2 separate regions of the Homo sapiens genome follow, and region 2 is linked to region 1. The links are chromatin loops, found by intact Hi-C in ENCODE. Cell type or tissue: dorsolateral prefrontal cortex. All regions are shown on one strand. Links, peaks and the distances in the headings refer to the core of each region. The heading gives the core; the rest is flanking DNA. Region 1 has its middle 20 kb from the start of SLC6A20. Region 2 has its middle 1.6 kb from the start of CCR9.

Region 1 (2,910 bases), core at 94-2,593:
TCCCTGGACTGAGTGCCTGGAGCAGAGCCCGTCATTATGACTCAAGTATCACAGGTGCTCAATCCAAACACTTGTGAAATTGACTTCTGTTTCCTGGCCAAGTACTGCTTAAGCCATGAAAAACCTTAGTGGTTAGGTTGTAAAAGAAATCAGATATTACCTATAAAGTAATTTCCTAACACTAAAATTTCTCCATATAAATAACCCAAACTTCTTTAAAATCAGACATTAAAAACCTTTAATACAAAATATAATTTCCTGCCTTCTTAAGCAGTGAGTCATAAGCATAATCTTATCTTTTCCTGATGACTCAAAGTCATTATTACAAGTGTCAATTATTGTCCTGCACTGCAGTGCCCTCAGGGCTGCTGAGGTGTGGAGCTGTTTGCCCTTTTAATAAGTGATTTATAAGCACTGTTTTTTTAAACTGCTGCATCTACGTTTTATGGTTTATGCGTGTTCTTTCCTTTTAGGCTGGTAGCTAACATTGGTTTTGTTTGGTTTGCCAATCTCTTGCCATTTTCCAAGGTGGGCTTGGAAAATAAATGGAGCCATTTATTAGGATTGTACGTAGCTTCAGGATGAGGGCTTAAGGGACTCTGTGTGTGAAGAGCATAGGCTTTGTGGCATCTTTGCTGCTCCAAGACCTTTTTAGATTGCTTTATAAGAGAATGTTAGTCTTCCAGATTACCAGCTTTGTTTCAAATAGTTGGGGTTTCCAGGTAAATAATTTTGAATAAATGAGATTGTGAGCCTTTTATTTATTTCTCTTGCCTTATTGCACTGGCTAGGACCTCTAGTACAATGTTGAATAGAAAAGATAGCATCTTTGCTTCATGCCCAGTCTCAGGGAGAACACTTTAAATATTTCACCAATAAGAATAATGCTTGCAGGCTGGGCACAGTAGCTCACGCCTGTAATCCCAGCACTTTGGGAGGCCAAGATGGGCAAATTACCTGAAGTCAGGAGTTCAAGACCAGCCTGGTCAACATGGTAAAACTCCATCTCTACTAAAAATACAAAAAATTAGCCAGGCGTGGTGGTGCACGCCTGTAGTCCCAGCTACTCAGGACGCTGAGCAGGAGAATAGCTTGAACCTGGGAGGCAGACGTTGCAGTGAGCCGAGATCGCACCACTGCACTCCAGCCTGGGCAACAGAGCAAGACTGTTCTCAGAAAAAAAAAAAAAAAAAAAAAAGAATAATGCTTGCTATATTCGGTGTCAAATTAAGGAAGTTCTTTTTTATTCCTAGTTTGCTAGAAAAGCTTAAACTATAAATGGGTGTTGAATTTTGCCAAATGCCTTTTCTGCATCTGTTGAGATGATATAATTTTTCTCTTTTTTCTGTTAATGTTGTGAATGATATTTAATTTCTTACTGTTAAACTATCCTTAGAGGCCTGAAACATACTCCACTTGGTTGTTGCATCAGGTGCTGTAGAGAACGGTTCCATCCTGGCCCAGATGCTGTACAGGCAAGGGTTGAGCCACAGTTATTAATAGTCTAGGTCTTGGCAAAATGCCTCATGATTCTCCCAGAACAGGGAGGATGGGAAGCTTGTGAGGAGTTGCCCCGAGGCCAGCTCCTCTTGCCTCCCTGTCTTTCCTGCGAGGGTTTTGATGAGATTCTGAAGAGCTCAGAATAGACCTGCAGAATGCAAAACCACTTAGCTGCAGTCTAGGCTTGGCTCCCCAGCAACAAAGTATCCCACAACTCCTGTTGCAGTCATCCTGCCCCTTTTGAGTAGGTGTTGTCCTTTTTGGAGTGTGAGAGAAGGACCGAGGAACCTAGCACCTTTGGCTGACCCACTTCCTTTCCCTGTCTATGTAAGTAATCAACTGCCTGAAATTAAAAGCAGCTCATATCATTACCATCTGACTTGGCCTTGCCTTTGCTGCCACTGTGTGCAGATTATTCCTAATCTCCATTCAGGAATAAAGGGACTATGGCCCCAGCCACTGGAAGACCTGCTAGCAGCTGGCCCTTCATTGTCTGCCATTTGAGCACTGCCCAGCTGAAGAGAACCACCTTGCCCAAGTTTATGCTCCCTTTCAAGGTGGCTGCCTCCAGTAACAATCAATGGAGACATAACTCTCTCGCCTCAGTGTGGGACAGTGTCAAAGTGTGTCTCATCCTCAGAGCTCCCCACAGGGCTGACAGCCATGCCACTGGGCCTGCCCAGTCCTGCTGCCTTGACTTCCTTTACACCTGTTGGCCCCAAGGCTCCCTCCTGATCGACATCCTGCACACAATCTTGGCCTCAGAGTCTACTCCCCCTTATTTTGAGGTATAATTTACAAGGGTCCTGTTCTAAGACAGTGATGATATACTATCCTTTTCATATCTTGCTAGTTCCAGTTAGCCGATAAATTATTGAAGGTTTTTCCTGACTTTTTAATGATCGCCATTCTAACTGGTGTGAGATGGTATCTCATTGTGGTTTCGATTTGCATTTCTCTGATGGCCAGTGATGATGAGCATTTTTTTCATGTGTCTGTTGGCTGCATGAATGTCTTCTTTTGAAAAGTGTCTGTTCATATCCTTCACCCACTTTTTGATGGGGTTGTTTGTTTTTTCTTGCAAATTTGTTTGAGTTCTTTGTAGATTCTGGATATTAGCCCTTTGTCAGATGAGTAGATTACAAAAATTTTCTCCCATTTTGTAGGTTGCCAGTTCACTCTGATGGTAGTTTCTTTTGCTGTGCAGAAGCTCTTTAGTTTAATTAGATCCCATTTGTCAATTTTGGCTTTTGTTGCCATTGCTTTTGGTGTTTTAGTCATGAAGTCCTTGCCCATGCCTATGTCCTGAATGGTATTGCCTAGGTTTTCTTCTAGAGTTTTTATGGTTTTAGGTCTAACATTTAAGTCTTTAATCCATCTTGAATTAATTTTTGTATAAGGTGTAAGGAA
Region 2 (2,910 bases), core at 181-2,680, 68 kb before region 1:
TGCTGGGATAAGGGGAAACTGTCTCATCTGAAGACGCACATACAGACTGATGATCTAAGAGCAAATTCTCTTCCTAGACAGCACAGCTGCTTACAGGGAATGGGGAAATTGGAGGATCCCATCGAGAGAAGTCAGCCTTGTCAGGCTTGCCAGAGGTGCACACTGATGAGATTTCTTTAGGTGGTGTCACCTGAGCAGGCCTGTATCAGATTACCACCCAGTGGCAGATGTAGCACTATCCATCGCAACATACCTTTTCTGGCCTTGACAGACGTACCAGAACCCGGAGGGCTGTGCTATCCAACACAGTAGCTACTAGGCAGATGTGCCTATTTAAATTCAAATTAATTAAAATGCTAACTAGGGCCAGTGCAGTGGCTCACCTCTGTAGTCCCAGCACTCTGAGAGACTGAGGCGGGCAGATCACTAGGCAGAGCCTAGGAGTTCAAGAACAGCCTGGACAACATGGTGAAACCTCATCTCTACAAAACACACAAAAACAATTAGGCAGGCATGGTGGCCCATGCCTGTAGTCCCAGATACTCAGGGAAGCTGAGGTGGAAGGATCAGGAGGCAGAGGTTGTAGTGAGCCAAGATTGCACCACTGCACTCCACCCTGGGCAACAGACTGAGACCCTGTATCAAAAAAGAAAAATGTTTTAAGTGTTAACTAGTTTCTCAGTCATGCCAGGTACATTTCAAGTGCTCAATAGCCACATGCAGCTAGTGGCTATCCCAATGGACAATGCAGATACAGAACCTGTCCATCGTCGCCAACAGTGCTATTGAAAGGCACTGCTTTAGAAAGTCTGCCTGTGAGATGTAGCTAGGAACACATGGAGTGCTGGAAAGCCACAGACACCTTCAAATTGGGGCAAATCTAGTAAGGTTTTGCACATCAGATACATTAACAAAGATAATACAATAAATTGTATTAATTACAGGTGTTTTGGTAAAACTTTGAAAAAAGCTAAATATACAAAATATTGCATTTTTAATGAAGATCACAGACGAAGTCTTCCCATCCACTGCTACAGTGGGGACTTCAATCCTGATGTGATTAATGATTTCCTGTCATTGTTATGACAAAGATCCCTTTTATATATTTGTTCTGGGGGAAAATCATGACTACACTCTTGTGGATGTTAATTTCCACCTCTTGGTGTATTGATTGTCCCGAGGACTCAATGCCGCTCTGTCATGGCGTGGTACTCCCAGGCGCATGTCCCCTTCATCACCCTCAGTTCCCGTAGAGCAAAGGGATGCAGAAGGTGCACTTGGGTTTATTGTCTAAATGGAAAAAGGCCAACAAATAGGTCATCTGAAAGGTAGAGGGCATGCACAGTAAGAACGAAAGAGGTGTCTGATTCATCAGCCTTAAGGAACGGCGGTGCGAGGGAGCCGTGAAATTCCCTTCCCTCGGCGGGCGCTCATTGCAAATAAATGGTGTCTGAAACTATACATAGCTGAGAACCAGCCAGATGCTCTGGCATCTCACTCCTCCCTCTCACTTGGCAAATAAAGACACAAAAGGAACTGGTGCTAGAGGGAAGAAGATGTTCCCTTACTTGACTTTCTTGGCTGAATTTGTTTCTCCCCCGTGTTTGATTGCGTCCTTGGAAAGCTTGCAGCGAGGTGAGACACGCACTATTGCAATTGCCATGGGTGAGGAAAAGCCTGTGCTTCTCCCTTCTCTTGACTCAGGCTGTTTCCTCATCAGGTAAGAGCATACAAGGTAGACACTGCTTGCCCCTAGACGTTGGAGTGAGTCTCGGGGGAGGAAGGAAGGTGAGGCTGGCCGTCAGGGAAGAGGAGAAGGGGTAAATGCACCGGTGTGGGAAGATTCCCTCCTCTGCACGGGTCCCCGTGGTCCAGGTGAGGTGGGGAAGCTTAGGTAGGTTCTTCCATCCAGGTCTGGAAGAGCTGCTCTAGAGCACTCACATGCCCTCTCCTGGGATGCAGAGAGGATCATGAGGCTGGGGAGAAGGGAAGACGCAAGGAAGTCATAGAGAGAACTTCCGCTTTCTCAAAGGAGCTTGTGCAAATGTGACTCCCTTTGCTGCAATCTAGTTTAGGTCCATTCCTGAAAAAAGCCCTATCCTCTTGTTTTCTTTGCTGTGTTTCTTTCTTTGCAACTAGAATTCAGAGCTGGGTGACTATAAAAGGTTGCTGGTCCCCTTTTCTAAGGGCTATTTCTCTCTTGCATTCTCACCCTGCCAAAGGTGAGTTCTGGAGGACAGGGCACTATAAGCATACTCTGAGGGAAGAGATGGAGGTTCTCTAGAGGCTGAGTGCCCTCTGTGGTGCCCAAGGAGGCTGAGCTCTGTTCCTGCGAGCCCCAGTTGTCAGACCTGCTCAGATCTCAGGATTTCTTCAGGACCCAACCTACCCCAGAATGGCGTGGAGTGCAGCACATTCATTTGTCACTGAGCCACCTTTCTGGTTCCAAGGCTGCATCTGTCCACTGGACTAGTGAGAGGATTGTCAGTGTTTTGCTCCTGGGCCTGCTTCTAGCTGCTTAACTGAATCCTTGCTCTGTGATGGCCTACTCCGTGGCTGCAACTCTCACTCTTCATGGTCTTGGGGCCTTGGACAAGTTGTTCCTGACTGTGTTCATGGGGATGCATTGCAGAAAGCTGCCAAGGCAGGCCTTTTGGCACTTTCAGCTTTAGCCTTTTCTGGGCTTTGCTCTTTCAACTATCATGATGTGGGCATCTGCAAAGATACTGCCACATTGTAGAAGCGCTGACCTTTTTGACTTATACTTTGAAGAATTAATGCATGCCTCTTTGCCTTCACTTTGTCACGCCATTCAACTCACAATAAGGAAGAAATAACAGATAAATCCATTGGTGGACAGCCATCTTCTCTTAATCACCAGACTATTTTCAGAATTTAAGCTTTGAGGAA

The links. A loop is a pair of places that touch in the nucleus more often than their neighbours do. Peaks named below come from ENCODE experiments on the same cell type or tissue, not always from the same donor. Only the 100,000 strongest peaks of a DNase experiment are listed, where the experiment ranks them.
Region 2: it touches region 1 in a loop (10-fold over the local background); 2 of 110 quality-filtered maps call a loop at or near these places.

Annotation. Positions count from the first base shown.
Region 1 is chr3:45,815,354-45,818,263 of GRCh38, reverse strand. No RefSeq gene overlaps it. Among named protein-coding and RNA genes, the nearest start is that of SLC6A20, 20 kb to the right of the region's middle. RefSeq lists an enhancer at 1-472. In dorsolateral prefrontal cortex, for the core only: no CTCF peak of the experiment used is centred there; no DNase peak of the experiment used is centred there; H3K27ac peaks cover 2,206 bases.
Region 2 is chr3:45,883,473-45,886,382 of GRCh38, reverse strand. It overlaps a transcript of LZTFL1 not described here, the pseudogene SDHDP4 and a transcript of CCR9 not described here. Among named protein-coding and RNA genes, the nearest start is that of CCR9, 1.6 kb to the left of the region's middle. RefSeq lists a promoter at 1-824. In dorsolateral prefrontal cortex, for the core only: no CTCF peak of the experiment used is centred there; a DNase peak (open chromatin) is centred at 1,432; H3K27ac peaks cover 1,847 bases.